2 separate regions of the Homo sapiens genome follow, and region 1 is linked to region 2. The links are chromatin loops, found by intact Hi-C in ENCODE. Cell type or tissue: PC-3. All regions are shown on one strand.

Region 1 (8,000 bases), 170 kb before region 2:
AAAGCAATCTACAGATTCAATGCAATCCCTATCAAAATACCCATGACATTCTTCACAGAAATAGAAAAAAAAATCCTAAAAATTATATGAAAGCTCAAAAGACCCAAAATAGCCAAAGCTATTCTTAGCAGAAAGAACAAAATTGGAAGAATCACATTACCTGACTTCAGATTACACCACAAAGCTATAGTAACCAAAACGATGTTGTAGTGGCATAAAAACAGACAGAAATATGGAACAGAATAGAGAACACAGAAATAAATTTATACATCCACAGTTAACTCTTTTTCAACAAAGTTACCAAGAATAAACACTGGAGAAACAACAGTCTCTTCAATAAATGGTGTCAGGAAAATTGGATGTCCATACACAGAAGAATGAAAGTAGACTTCTATCTCATGTCATATAAAAAATAAAATTAAAATAGATTAAAGACTTAAAAGTAAGACCTCATACTACGAAACTACTAAAAGGAAACATTGGAGAAACTCTGCAGGACATGGAATGGGGCAAAGATTTCTTGAGTAATATCCTATAAACATAGGCAACCAAAGCAAAAATGCACAAATAGGATTACATCAAGTTAAGAAGCTTCTGCACAGTGAATGAAAAAATCAACAAAGTAAAGATAACCCACAGAGTGGGAGAAAATATTTGCAAACTACCTGTCAAGGGATTAATAACCATAATATATAAGGAGCTCAAACAACTCTATAGGAAAAAGTCTAATAATTTAACTTAAAAATGTGTAAAATATATGAATAGATATTTCTCAAAAGAAGACATACAAATGGCAAACAGGCATACGAAGAGGTGCTCAACATAATTGATTATCAGAGGAAGGCAAATGAAAACTAGAATGAGACAGCATCTCACCCCAGTTAAAATGGCTTATATCCCAAAGACAGGCAATCACAAATGGTGGTAAGGATGTGAAGGAAAGGGAAACATCGTACACTGTTGGTGGTGACGTAACTTATTATAGCCACTATGAAGGACATTTTGGAAGTTCCTCAAAAAACTAAAAATAGAGCTACCATGTGATCTGGCAATCCCACTGCTGGGTATATACCCAAAAAGAATGGAAATCAGTATATCAAAGAGATATCTGGATTCCCATGTTTATGACAGCAGTGTCTACAATAGCCAATATTTGGAAGCAACGTAAGTGTCCATTAGCAGAGGAGTGCACAGAAAAAATGTAGTATACAAAATAATGAGATCCTGTCATTTGTAATAACATGGTTGGAGCTGGAGGTCACTATGTTAAGCGAAATAAGCCAGGCACAGAAAGTCATATTTCATATGTTCTCATTTATTTGTGAGAGCTGTTTTTTTTTTAATGGAACTCCTGGAGATAGAGAGTAGAACAATATTTACCAGAAGCTGGGAAGGGTTGTTGGGGGAAGGAGGAGAGTTAATGGGCACAAAAATGTAGTTAGAATAAATATGATCTAGTATTTGATAGCACAACAGGGTGACTATGGTCAACAATAATTTATTGAACATTTCAAAATAACAAAAAAGAGTACAGGGGCTTGTTTGTAACACAAAGAAAGGATAAATGCATGAATTGATGGATACCCCATTTATCCTGATGTGATTATTATGCATTGTATGCCTGTATCAAAATATCTCATATACCCGATAAATATATATATACCTACTATGTACCCACAAAAATTAAATACTAAAAAAAATTATATGTATATTCTGATTGATAAAGCTTGCTAAGATTTTCCAGGGTGAGAGATTTTGCTTTTACTTTTAAAAAAATTTTGACCAGATATTTTCTTTGTAAGAAAACTATTACTTAAATATCACACATATATTATTTTATTGTATATAATAAACTTTTTATTTTCTGCAATTACCTTAAAATAAAAAGTATGCCTTTTATTGCAAATAAGAGAGAATACAATGAAAATAAGTTTCATGGCAAATCGGTGAGATTTTCCCTACTTGATCTCTGCTTTCATGCTTTATAATTTGCACAGAATCCTAAGAACAATGATAGCTAAATGCTTATTCTTGTTCCATTTTTCTTCTTTATTCCTCTACTTGGAACTTTTAAATATACAGAATGACTTTTATAATCCTGTAGAGAAGATGGTTCACTATTTATAGCAATCTCAGTTATCACAAGGAAAGTACTATATGCTTTGCCCTGCAAATGTGCATAACAAATTTCCTATAATGTTAATATCATGGTCTTTGAGTGAAAAATTCATTCTTGCTTAGGGTTTATATTTTTCCACATAAGGAGGCACTCTTTCCTCTGCCAAGACAAAATGTGGCATGGAACGAATTCAAAGAAAATAACCTTTCCTAACACATTAATATTTTTGAATAAAAGGGATGAATAAAATGTAAAAATAGATATGGATCAAAAATAAGAATATGAAAAATAGTCATTTATTTCTATTCTCCAATTTGACTTTTCAAGCACTAGAGTTACCCTTTTTAAAGTTTTACTAACACTTTCAACCATGAATTCAACAATTTATTTACTTAAGATGAGGAATCATAAATATAGAAATCAAAATTTTGATCATAAACATTTAAATGTATATATTATCATCTCTTCCATTTATTCACTTGTTAATTTTTTATTTTATGTTTACTATCTGCAGGCATATGCTAGGTGTTTGCAACACATTGTTGAACAAAAGCCATGTGGTACCTGCCTGCTTTGAACTTCTATTTGCTCATAGGTTTTAAATCTTCATGAGGTCACAGATCTTTGGCCTACGCATTTTAGTTCCCCTCATGTCCAGCACAGGACTCTCAATTTATCTTATCTATTTCTTTCTTCACTCTTTTTTCAAAGAAATTTTCTTCTTTTTTTGAGGAGATCATTATCTACCTTGATGACGGAAACTTGTGTGTTTTGTGTGCCTCTGCAAAGTCAGTATTAGAATAATGTCAAGGACAATCAATCCAGGCATATACTGGGCACTCAATAAATGCTTATTAAATAAATAGATGGATAAATGTAGTTCTTATTTTAAAAATATTATTGCTCACCCCTGTAATCCCAGCACTTTGGGAGGCCAAGGCGGGTGGATCATGAGGTCAAGAGTTTAAGACCATCCAGGTCAACATGGTGAAACCTTGTCTCTATTAAAAATACAAAAATTAGCTGTGCATGGTGGCACGCGTCTGTTGTCCCAGCTACTCAAGAGGCTGAGGCAGGAGAATCGCTTGAACCCGGGAGGCGGAGTTTGTAGTGAGCTGAGATAGCACCACTGTACTCCAGCCTGTGACACAGCAAGAACAGTCAAAAAAATAAATTAATTAATTAAAAAAAAAAACACCTCAGAAGTATTTGGTATCAAAATGCAAAATATGATACCCCCATTCAAAATAAAAATAATTGTAAATAATCTGCAACACGGGTTAGATTGTTTTGAGTATGTATTAGTGGAAATTCTAAGAAAAAGACTCGTAGCAAAAATAAACCCAAAAAATCTTTTTGCCATCAGTTATTTTATAAATTTTAAAATGAAAGGAATAGGAACATTCTTTCAATCTAATCAGAGTCAGTGATTTTTAAAGTCCTGTATGATCTTCATACCATATCCTTAATGTTATGAAACTTTTTACTTTTGATTCATATTTATTAAGCACTTATGGTATACAGGCAATTATATATTCCATCATTAATATAATAATCCCATTATAACCTGTATCTCTATAAAGTCTATACCTCACTCTGCTTTGAATTGGAATCATGTGTCTATATCCCTCATTAGATTTTAATGACTTTTAAAGATTGCACCCATGTATTTTTCTTAAATGAGCCTACTTAAATATTTAAGAAATTTTAGAGAAAATTTTGGTCACTCTCTTTCTTTTGTATATCCAGAAAACTGAAAAAAAATGTAGCATCAAAAGTGGCAGACACTGCCTACAAAGATACCGTTTTACATTTCAGAACTCTGACTACCCCCGCCCTACTTATTGAACAACAATATGCTCAGGAATGATGAGTCCTCTACTGCCTCAAGAGGGTGATTTAAGTCTAAACCAATCAGTGTAACTCCATGTCTTTTGCTGGTGATTCATTTAGGCATATGCAAAAGTCATAGTCCTGGACAAATATATGAAACTGTTCTTTCTCAGATATGAAACCATTCTTTCTCTCTCTCCTTCCCTCTCTTGCTATCCCTCTCCTGCTCTCTGGCCTCACTGAGCTACTAAATTAACAAACAGCTTTATCTCTATGTGTGTTGTTACGTAAGAATATAAATTCATTTGTCTCATGCCAATGGAGTTGAGTTCTTTGTCATTCACAGACAAAAGCGTCCTGACTGAAATAGAATTTAGCTGATAGAGCAGAAGTGTATCGTTTGTTGCATAAGATATAGCTGCCTTATGATAGCTAGGGAAATAATTTTACTGTTTCCGAAGGTTATATGTTGAATTTGAACAATAAAGAAGATGTCTAGAGTAGACTATTTTCTACCCAAAATCACATCTTCTTTTCTATATCTAGGGAATCTTTCCCCTTATAAAGGGAAGCAAAAAGAAAAAATCCAAATACTGATTTCCTTGTCCTCCTTTCTTAAACGGATGAAAGTATAGGCACATAAACTTGTATATTGTTTCAAGTGTGGATTCAGGAACTAGCTATGTAGAAGAGAGAAGAAAATCATGCTGGCAAGGGAGGCTTTCAGGTAACAGTAAACCCAGTGTCCAGTATGGATGGCATTAATGGTACAATCCTAGTATTATCATGAGAATCATTCTGTGATATGGTTTCAGGCTTGTTTTGGCTTCATAGGCTCTAACATTAGATCTTGTGTCTTCTTGGAGATATAGAATATCCTTGTTTTCATATCCTTTCTCAGATTAAATTAGTCATATATAATTTTGTTGCTTGCAAAGAAAAGCTTTGACTAAAGTATTAATTTCTGAGAGCCTCATAGGAAATTATTCACAGAACTCAGATGCTCAGATGAGAACCTGGTTTCTGGTTTAATTTAATTGAATGTAGAGATCAAACAAAAAACAAAAAAGGAACAATGCAAGCATTTAAAAAACTGACTCTGTAAAAGAAAGACAAATCATGCACACTAGCACCCTACCAAAGCAATGCAATATTGTAAGTGTGTCAGAGGAGGAGTATGGGCAGTGGTAGGCCAAGGTTCTGAGTAGAAATCACATCTCTGAGACTATTTGAGATGGTTTTCAGACTGAATTGAAATGTTTCTTGGAACACGTTTTAAGATGTCTGATTTCACAGGTTTTAGTATGGTTAAGATAACCATTATGAAGTAATCAATTAAATCCAAGCAAAGGTAGATTTATAGTGGCTAGACTGAGAGATCAGAGTACTTTATAACCCCAAATTGTGAAAATTATAATTTTGCCTTTCTTTTTAGGTTATCCCATCTCCAACTCATACCTACAACTCCTGGAATACCAGGAGTTTAAACCTTGGAATTATTCACTAGAATGAATCATTATAGTGTTTACAAGGCACAGTGACTAATAAACTCAGCACAGTTTTCCTGTTAGTCATTTTAAAACTTTCTTAACAAGATGTTCTTTGAGGTACCTGTGTTAAAACATTGTAACGCCTGGGAAACCATGCACTCTCCCATGAAAGGGAACTCAAAACCAGAACATCACAGTAAAATTTGACATCTTAAAATGAACCCTGCCATAGGCTGATAGTTTAGAATCATACAATTTCAGAATTGGAAAGTAACTTGATCTTCTGGTCTGTTGGTTCTAATGACTTGCTATATATCTAAATCACTTTTGCAGCTTGAAAAATTCTAGACCTCAACTCAGTTAATGTCACCAGATTTAGGAAGCACTAACCCACCTAGATAGCTCCAACTACACAGCCTTCAGAATTACCAAGACACATTGTGGATAAAAAACCGATTTATTGATTATCTTAAAATATATGGGGGAATCATTTTTAATAATTACCTCTTCCCTATTTTGATGAGTTTATAAGAAATGACCCAAACAAAAGGAGGGCAAACAGCTGTAAAGTTGGAAAAACATAGAACATCCAAACGTTCTTTTGTTTTCAACGAAATAATAAGAACAGCCAACTCTAGCATTTAAATCTTTCTCATATGCAAAATACATTTACGATCCTGAGAAAACAAACTGTGAAAATTGAGAATAAGACATCTAAGCTACCTTCTGCTGTTCTGGAAAAAATAATGTCACATTACTGTATTGGGCAGAATTTGTTGTGAAAAACAACATAAGACTCCATGTGAATTACAAAATTTTTCTCAGCAAAAGAAAAATTAATCAAGATAGAAGGGAAAGAATATGGTAAAAATGCCAGTCACACCCTTGCTGTCTATATGAAGAGCCTTCTCTCTGTTATTATTAATTTAATTTGCTGTTTCATTTGTTAAATTGTATTCAGGCATTTTATATGGCACTGATTTCCAAGGCTTCATGTTAGATACCTGTCCAACTACTAGGGTAGAGCAGCACCTGATATACTCCTTAAATTTCAATGCATTTCTTTTCAGAAGGGAATTAGTGGCCAAATCCTAACCTGGTTTTTGCCCTACATATTCATTATTCAGGTTGAATTTCCCAAATATAAAATTTGGAGTAGGATGGTAAAAGATAAAATTGTCCAAAGACTCCCTAAAGTTTTTAAGTCCATTTACTATTCTAAATTCATTAATGTGAATGGATAGAAAAAATGATTCCTTTTGAACATACGTATACAATAGCTACTGAGTCTTCTGAGTGGACAGAACTAAGATGCCTTTACAAGACAGAGGCTTTTCCTAAAGACACAGAAAACATTATCAAGCAGTGTCCTCAGAAATTGTCTTTGCTGTCTGACCAACTCTGCTGCATCAATTCCAGTTCAGAAGAATGAGTTTTATCAGTTTTAAATGGAATTGAAAAGCATAGATGACATACAAATAGAATGGAACAACTATTCGTTGAGTCCTGCAATTTACCCAGAATACCCAGAGGCTCCTAGGAATTAGCTGGTAGGATACAGGCCAACATTTTTAACATGGCCTATGTAATCAGTCCCTGCCTGCCTGTCCTTTAGACATTATCTTGGATCCTACCCCCTTGCTCTCTCAACTTGGGCAACAGTGGCATGTTTATCCTTTCTCAGAGTCCTCTCAGCATAAACCTCTGCACATTATTATCTGTGTAGTATGGTCTTCTCCACTACTTCATGTCACCAGTTAATTTTTAATTTTCCATAAGATATCATCAGCTCAGGTTTTTTTCTTTTTATAACCAGGTTGGATTTATCTATTAGATGCTTTAATCATGCTTTAGCCTTTGCTTCACTTACCACGGTTGTAATTTTGCACGTGCTTTTGGCAGTTATTTCAGTAATATTTGTCTCCTTCATTAGATTTTAATCTTTGTGAGGGCAAGTCCATGTCTGCTTTGCTCTCCATTTTATCTCAAATATTGGGCACAGAATCTTACATAAGGTGACATGAGTTAAATATTTGTTAATGCCTGGATTAACCACATTAATAACTCGCCATATAATAATATTCCTTCAAATAGATTAAGAAACCAACAATTAGAGAAAACTAGTATTTTGCCAGAATGATCACAGCTATAAAAACTAAACAAACGATGTCCAGCCAAATTATCAGAATCTAATTTCAGTGGCTTTTCTCTCCTGCAAAAGTCCAGTCCTTTTAAGGGATCATATCAGTTAAGCTTTCAGCATCAGTGAGTGTAAGCAAACTGTCTATTGTCAATGTTTTCAGCCAGAAAAACACCAGAAGCATATCTATATTGAACAAACTAGTTTTATTACTCATTGCAATGGGAAATCATGACGTGTCTCATGGGGAATCATGGTGTGTCTCCATGAGACGGTGGTAGAAAGAACTTAATATAGGGTTTAGACTTTGTTTTGAAAGAGAGTTTAGGAGAAGGTGAAAGGAAGTGGGAATTTCAGAAAGCAGGGTAATTCTGTGATTGCGCATCTTAACAAATCTGATATATGTATAGAGAGAGAG
Region 2 (8,000 bases):
TAGGACTGAAAGTAGGGTGAGAAAAGGCAGCATACATCTGAGAGCAGAGGGAAGATAGCCAGCAAAATTATACACATTCTGTAGATTTAGGTCAAGAAACACTTTGCTCCAGAATATTGTTATTATACCACCTAATTGAAAGAGAAAAACTCCATAAGTCATAATCAGAAAAAACAGCTTTTCCTCCCATCCCCATGCATTCCAACCCACTCAGTGGTAGTTGTTGTTCCCTACCCCTTGAGTAAACCCAAAGGCAGGTATTAATGGCTCTACTGGCCACATCAAAATAATAAGAATCCCTATGGTTACTTGTACTAGAAAAATAACCATATAACAGTAATTCAAATAACCATTCTTATATGTGACCCCAAACCATGAATACTAATAAAGCTTCTCTTTTCCCTAGCTTGGACCCCATTCATCCTGGAAGGCTTCAGTGGGAAGGAGCTTGTGGCCAGTTTATATTCACAATCTCCCCTATCACAGTAGGCTGCCTTTTGTCTCCTCCAGAACTGGGGATGGAGATGCATGCAGAGAAGTAAAACAAAGTCTTACTTGACATAATATCATGACCTGTCTTTGTGCCCTCATGGCTTTGGTGAATGCTCAAAGCTGACTCATCTTGGAATGTTTCTGGGGGTCACATAACCCCCAGTGCGAATAGTAACATAGGCGTCCTTACCTCCAATAATACTCCTCTTCTGGCAGATCTGCTATGCCCCTCATCCTCACCCTACTCTCTCATCTTCTGCATTTGACACCACCATCAGCATCCTGATGAGTTTGCTTCCCCCATCAGCCCTGACAGAAAGCCCTTGGGGCAAGGTCCCTTTTATAATTGACCCAGGCTGACTCTCTCCACATGCTCTACATCTGCCCACAGAAAACCCACATCCTTGACTCTCATTACTGAAAGTGAAGCAGTTCTTGGTGCAGTCATCTCTTCAGTCTGGTATCAAGCCAATTCTCACAGCTTCTTGCCCTTTAGATTTCATAGACACTATTTTATTAGGTTCACCATGCTTCAATGGACATATTTTAAACTCGAAGTGTTTTTCTCAAAGCCCTTTCCCCATATGAAGGAGGAAGGAAAATGCCATTGTTTTTCAATAACTTGCTCCCAAGAAATTCTCCCTTCCTGAGCTATTCAATATGAATCCTTTTATTGGATTGAAGTTGGAAAAAACTAAGTTTGTAGCAACCTCCTTTGGAAGTACTACATAAGTCTAGCACCTCACTTTGGAATGCAAAACGAAATACTTCCCACATACTTTCTCTCTTTCTGTCTCTTTTTTACTCAGCCTTTTAAAGCCACAGCCAAAAACTGAGATAGAAAGCATCCCATTTTAATATTCTGGTACATTCTTTTTTAAAAATCTCTATCACACACTAAGAAGGAGGTATTGTTACCAGAAAGGGGTCCCGAACCAGACCCCAAGAGAGGGTTCTTGGATGTCACACAAGAAAGAATTTAAGGCAAGTCCACAGAGTAAAGTGAAAGCAATTTTATTACAGAAATGAAGAAACAAAAAAATGCCTACTCCATAGAGAGTAGGGCCCAAAAGCAAGAGGAGGAATGCGTCCATTTTAGGTATAATGCTTGTTTATATATAAGATAATAACGCAAAAAAAAAAACAATCCTTGGGGAGATGTGCGCTACTACAAGGGCTTGGGACAAAGGATTGTTAATCTTTGTATAACTACTGTCTTCCACAATAATTTATATTATTATCTTTAAAGTGAAACTTACTCTTAAACTAAGAATACTTTTGTTCTTAAGATATCGTGACATCAGGATATTTTCTGGACCTGCTAAGTCCTGGATCTCTTCCATAAACATTATTAACTTGTTTTCTTAACTGTAAACATCCTCTGACTAAAATGCCTGACCTTCTGGGAATGCAGTCCAGCAAGTCTTAGCCTCTTTTTACCCAGCCCCTATTCAAGATGGAGTCACTCTGGTTCAAATGCCTCTGACATTAGGATCCACATTTTATTATGTTTTCGGAGAGATAAAATGATTTCCCTGAGATTATGTTGATATAAATTACATGCCAGATTGTTTAACTCCAAGGCCGTGACTTTCCACTTAATTTCTTTGCAGAAAGTAGCTTTCTACAAAGCTGCTAGAGCAAGCAGGAGGGGAAAAATGGCAGGGAGGGCAGGCAGTGAGGCAGATGCTGACATTCTTGTGAGGCTCTGATTAGCCTAAGTAAATCTAGGTTTTACATGTGAAATGAGGATGTAGAGGCAAAAGTCAATTATGCGTTGCCTCAAGCGACTTTCTACAAAGAAATTAAAGTTCTGTGTGAATAAGATATTTGTCAAAGGCCAGGAACAGTGAGATTCACTTAGAATATATGCATTAAATGAATAGTTTTAGAATTACTGTATCCATGATATATGGATTTCTATCCTAACGGGACTGCAGCTATCTCAATTCTTGCCTCCTTAGAAGAAAGACTTTGACTGAGGGGCATAAAGCAGAAGAAGAAAGCTAGGCAAGTTTTAGAGTGGGGTGGAAGTTTATTAAAAAGCTTTAGAGCAGGAATGAAAAGTGAAGTACACTTGGAAGAAGGCCAAGCAGGCATCTTGGAGGTCAAGTGCCCCATTTGACCTTGGCCTTAGGGTATTATATGCTGGCCTGCTTCCAGCACCTGGCATCCTTCTTTCAGTGGAATGCCCCTAGAAGGTCATGTACCAGTTAAATGCCACCTTTTGACCTCTTAAAGCGCATGCTTGAGCAAACTCACCCAACACCTGAGATCTTATCAGGAAGATGCCAATCACCAGTTTCAGATATTTCTGATCTATAGAGAAACTGCCTTTCCCTGGTGCTGGCTGTGACCAATTATTATTTTAGAGAGGCAGTGTGACAAATGCCTGACCATCACCTATGGTCACCTGACTTTCCTGGTGGGATGTGGGGGCCCTCTTCTGCCCCGTTCCTGTTCATGCCCCAGTACAGCTCTATGCACTGTAACAACAGGTTCAGGCTAAAGTTGAGAATAGCAATGCCAGATTCAATTTGTCAGATATGATTGCCCTTCTTGACAAAAATCCCAAAGATTAAGGTAAAAAGTCTAACATTTTATTTTCTTTCTAATTTGTTGTGAAGAAATGCCACAGAACTGAGCCAATCGCGGCATCTCAAGGTTTATGCTTTTCTTTTTTAGCTCTTATTTGGTCATCTCCAGAGGACATAGTTGAAAATGAGCTCCATTTCAGGTGTGGGAAACACAAAAAAGGGATACAGTGTTAATCAAAATGTGACTGAGGCATTTCTCAATCAACAGAGGTATATTTGGCCAAAGTTGAAGATACTTGCGGGGAAAAAAATCCAAGTCACAGGAGCACCTGTGACCTGTGCTTTTTCCAAAGGGTGTTTTCAAGGGGAAAGAGCATGCAGGAGGGGGAAAAATGCAGAAAGGGCAGGCAGTGAGGCAGATGCTTCCATTCTTGTGAGGCTCTGATTAGCCTCAGTAAATCTACATTTTACATATGACAAGAGGAAGTAGAGGGAAAAGTCAATTATGCATTCTCTCATGCTCAGTAAATCTACAGTTTACATAAGATAAAGTAAACATGTGAAAAGAGGGAGTAGAGGAAACGAGGCTGTGATACAGCGTTGTGGAATTACAGCTATCAGTTTAGAAACAAAAGGAAGGCAGTAGTATTGACTCAGTTCCCGAACTTAACTTTCCCTTTGGGGTAGTGATTTGAGGAGATTCCATGTTCTTTCACAAGAGTGTGCCGCCCTTTTAAATGCTGCCTTCTTACACAGTGGGAAATGCCTTTGAGCATAATGATCTTGGGCCATTGTTGCCAGTGACTGTTCTTTACTGCAGTCCTCTTCTCAGCTCAGCTCAAGACCATAGGATGGGACAGTCCTTTTACCTTTTCTCCCAACCCAATTTATGTATGAAGCTTTAAAACTTTCTCCCAAAAGGGATAATACCTGATTCCATATATAGGCTTTGCAAAGTATATTACAGACCCTAACCCTCAAAAGAACATTCTACAGGATATTTTTGTATGAATACATTTGCTGAACAGAAGTTTTAAAAGTTTCATTCGCTTCTCAAGGTTCATGAGCCAAGTAAATGGAGATCCTCTCTGCCTTATACGATAAACTCTATATTACTGGTGAGGGTGTCCAGGTTCTCGGCGTCTTGAACAAAGAATTAAACAAAACGCACAAACAAAGCAAGGAAAGGATGAAACAAGGAAAGAATGAAGTGACAAATGCAGAAATTTATTGCAAATGAAAGTACACTCCATAGTGTGGGAGCGGGCCTGAGCAAAGGGGCCCAAGGGCCCTGTTATGGAATTTTGAGGGGTTTTAAATACCCTCTAGAGGATTCCATTGGTTACTTGGTGTATGCCCTGTGAAGGGATGAAATAAAGTTACAAAGTCACATACTGGGCATGCGCTATGGAGAGGATATTTTCTGTCATAGCTGAAATGTGAATCTGACTTATGTTCCCTGCCTCTAGACCCTATTTTCCTGCCTCATCTACAGCCATTTTCAAATTAAACATGCCAGTACAGTCACTTAAATCTCATTATGTGATTCCAGTACTCATGGTTTCTTTCTGAATGCCTGTCCATGTGGCTAATTCCTTGAGATAATACATCAGAAGCTGACATTATGCCTAATCAGCACCTTCATCATAAATTGAGCAGAATCTGTTGAAAAGTGAATTATCACTTTTGAGACAGAATCCTAGAAGTCAAAAGTAAACTTTCTGCTAAGTGAATTAGCACTTTCTTTTGTTATTCAAAACTACCCCATTTATTAAGTGGTAACCAATTGTTTCTGTCCTCTATGTGAAGGAACTCCTGTTAGGAAAAAAATTGGCTTTTGCCCAGCCTTTTATTCACTCCTTCCCAGGGAAGGAATGGCCACTTCTCTGATTGGTCAGTTTGGGAGGAGTAGTTGAGCCTGTTCAGGTTATCGGCTTGCTTCCTCTTTTTATTGGAAAACAATGACTAGTTATAAAAGTCTGTCTAATACAGGGAGAAAACAACAGGAAGCCCTGTGAAATTCAGATGTAAAGACACACTTTATGTTCAGCTTGATCAGCAATAAAAATGACATTTTGTTTACTATACATTGATCACTCATATTTTATTTCTCTACTGTTTCTGAATGTAGAATTGAGAAAAAAAGCCATTATGTTTTGGTTCCTTAAAACCATATCACCATTCAGATTTAATGTGCTCCTTCATCCTATCATTCTGGAATTTGAATTTAAATTTTAACATGGTTTTGTACACTTTGATTATTTTCCTTCTCATCCTTCACAGGTTCTTGCCAAGTCCTTCAGCTTGGTCTGTTCTCACATGTCAGTCCTTCCAAGGTTGTATATAGTGATATCTATCCTAATGTAAACATTTTAGTTTTGCATTTTAATTTTAAATTGCAGTAACCAAGATTGCAGGATTCATGGATGATCATTTATTTTTTCTACATGCTCCTTAAGTTTTTCCTAAGTTTTCTAAGTTTTTTCTAGAACCCCCAAATTGGGTGTGGTCTCTTCTCTCACGGAATCTCAGAGCACTGTGAATCTCATGGTATTAGATATCTATTGCTATGCAACAATTACCTAAAATTGACGACAATAAACATTTTTGTTCTCACACACTTTTTGTGCATCGGAAATCCAGGAAAAGCTTGACTCATTTTTTTCCAGCTCAGGGTCTCTCTCAAGGTTACAGTGAAAATGTTGGCCAGGGCTTCAGTTATCTGAAAGTTATACTGAGGCTGGAGTATTCACTTCCAAAATGGCCCACTCACTTGGCTGAAGGCAGGAAGTCTCTGTTCCTCACTGGCTGTTGGCGAGAGGCCTTAGCTCTTTGCCATGTAAACCTCTCTAAAGGGTTGTTAGCATGCACTTAGGAAATGGCAGCCAGCTGCCGCCGGAATAAGTGATCCAACAAAGTGAGGCAGAAGCTGCAATAGCTTTCATTACTTCCAACAGTGTCATTTCCACAATAGTCTATTGATTAGAGAAGTCAGCCCTATTCAATGTGGAAGGAGACTACATAATGGTAGAATTATTGGGTTCCACCTTGGAGCCTGGCTAGTACACTCATGTAAGGTTTATACTATAATAATTAACTTCCCTGTTTTACTAATCTAAATTACTGAACTATTTGAAAGAACATTCTTTTTTAGCTATTTCTGTTTTCTCTCATTTTGGATAGAACTCAAAGTTGGTGGAGCTCTGTGCCTTGACTTTTTTTTTTTTTTTTTTTTTTTTTTTTTGAGACGGAGCCTTGCTCTGTCGCCCAGGCTGGAGTGCAGTGGCGCGATCTCGGCTTACTGCAAGTTCCGCCTCCCGGGTTCACGCCATTCTCCTGGCTCAGCCTACCTACCGAGTAGATGGGAATACAGGCGCTCGCCAGCACGCCCGGCTAATTTTTTTTGTATTTTTAGTAGAGACGGGGTTTCACTATGTTAGCCAGGATGGTCTCGATCTCCTGACCTCGTGATCCACCCGCCTCGGCCTCCCAAAGCGCTGGGATTACAGGCGTGAGCCAACGCGCCTGGCCAGCTCTGTGCCTTTCTTAAAGGAGGACTAGCATTTTAGTGCCCCTTTAAGTTGTAGTAGTGAAATCAGACTATTGATTTTAAGGAACATTTTCCACACTCTGATTCCAAGTTTCTTTTCTTGGAACTCGAAACTATAAACAGGATCATTAAAAGTTATTGTATCCAACAAATGGAAGGAAAAAAAGTTTTAATGACACCCGAAACACCTATTAAGAACAATCAAACAACATCTAGACATGGAAATTTTCAACGAAGTGCTATTCTGTAACATAAGCCTTACAAGTTTTAAAGGCATGGTTATCATACAAAACATGTTCTCAAACTACAATGTGATTAAATAAATAACAGAAGGATAACCAAAAAGAAGGTGCAATTCTCAACTCATTTAATGAGAATAACATTATCTAAACACCAAAACCACATATGGAGAGAACAAGAAAAGAAAATTGTAGGACAGCCTCATTAATGACTACAGATAGAAAATTCCTACCAAAAAAAATAGCAAAACAAATAGCAATGTATTTAAAAAAAAATACCATTATCATGTTGTTTATCACAAAAATACAATATAAGCTTAATTTACTTTGAAAATCAATTAATGGAGTTAACAAATTGAAGATATAAATCACATCATCTCTATAGATTCAGAAAAAGCATTCAATAAAGCTAAACCCCCACCTATGATTGAAATCACTAGTAAATTAATAATAGAAGGAAACTTTTTTTAACCAAGTAAGGGACACCATTAAAAAATGCCTACAACATATATTCTTAAATGATGCCACTTACAACCACAAAAAGGTCTTTTGGAGAACATTTTAACAATTTATTTGAAGACATTAAAAACACTCTAAATAAATGATCTTGGATAGTAAGACTCAATATCATAAAGATTTCAATTCTTCCCTAAATGAATTATACCTGGATTCAATACAATTCTAGTCAAAGCAGCAATAGGATTTCTATAGAACTTGACGAGCTGAATCTAAAATTTCTGAATCATTAGGCATGAATATAGATTTTTTTAAAAAGAAACATGATTTTTTACTCACCCCATAAATACAAATTAAATTTTTTCTTGTTTATTTTGTTTTGTGACGGGGTCTCTTTATATTGCTCAATCTGATCGGAACTCCTGGACTCAAGGGATACTCCCTCCTCAATCTTCCAAGTAGCTGGTCGTACAGATATGAGCCACTGTGCCTTGCAAAAATTAATTTCAACGTATTAAAAACTGAAATGTAAAAGGCAAAACTACAAAAATATTTTATGACATAGGAGAATATCTTCATAATATTAGGGTAGAGGTGATTTATTACATGAGATGCAAAAATATTGATGTTTTAAAACCACATCAAAGATTTTTTAAAAAATCACAATAAAGAAGATGAATCACAGATGGGAGTAGATATTTGAAATTTATAACTCTCAAAGTCTAA

What was found. Peaks named below come from ENCODE experiments on the same cell type or tissue, not always from the same donor. Only the 100,000 strongest peaks of a DNase experiment are listed, where the experiment ranks them.
Region 1: a loop joins it to region 2, with 4 times the contacts of the local background. A loop is called at or near these places in 4 of 110 quality-filtered maps.

Annotation. Positions count from the first base shown.
Region 1 is chr3:191,061,339-191,069,338 of GRCh38, forward strand. No RefSeq gene overlaps it. Among named protein-coding and RNA genes, the nearest start is that of OSTN, 130 kb to the right of the region's middle. In PC-3, a CTCF peak has its summit at 3,976; DNase peaks (open chromatin) are centred at 4,003 and 5,523; H3K4me3 peaks cover 394 bases; H3K27ac peaks cover 4,164 bases.
Region 2 is chr3:191,234,924-191,242,923 of GRCh38, forward strand. All of the region lies in intron 3 of OSTN (osteocrin), which reads left to right. Among named protein-coding and RNA genes, the nearest start is that of OSTN-AS1, 4.3 kb to the left of the region's middle. In PC-3, no CTCF peak of the experiment used is centred here; DNase peaks (open chromatin) are centred at 898, 1,888, 2,388, 3,658 and 1 weaker place; H3K27ac peaks cover 5,475 bases.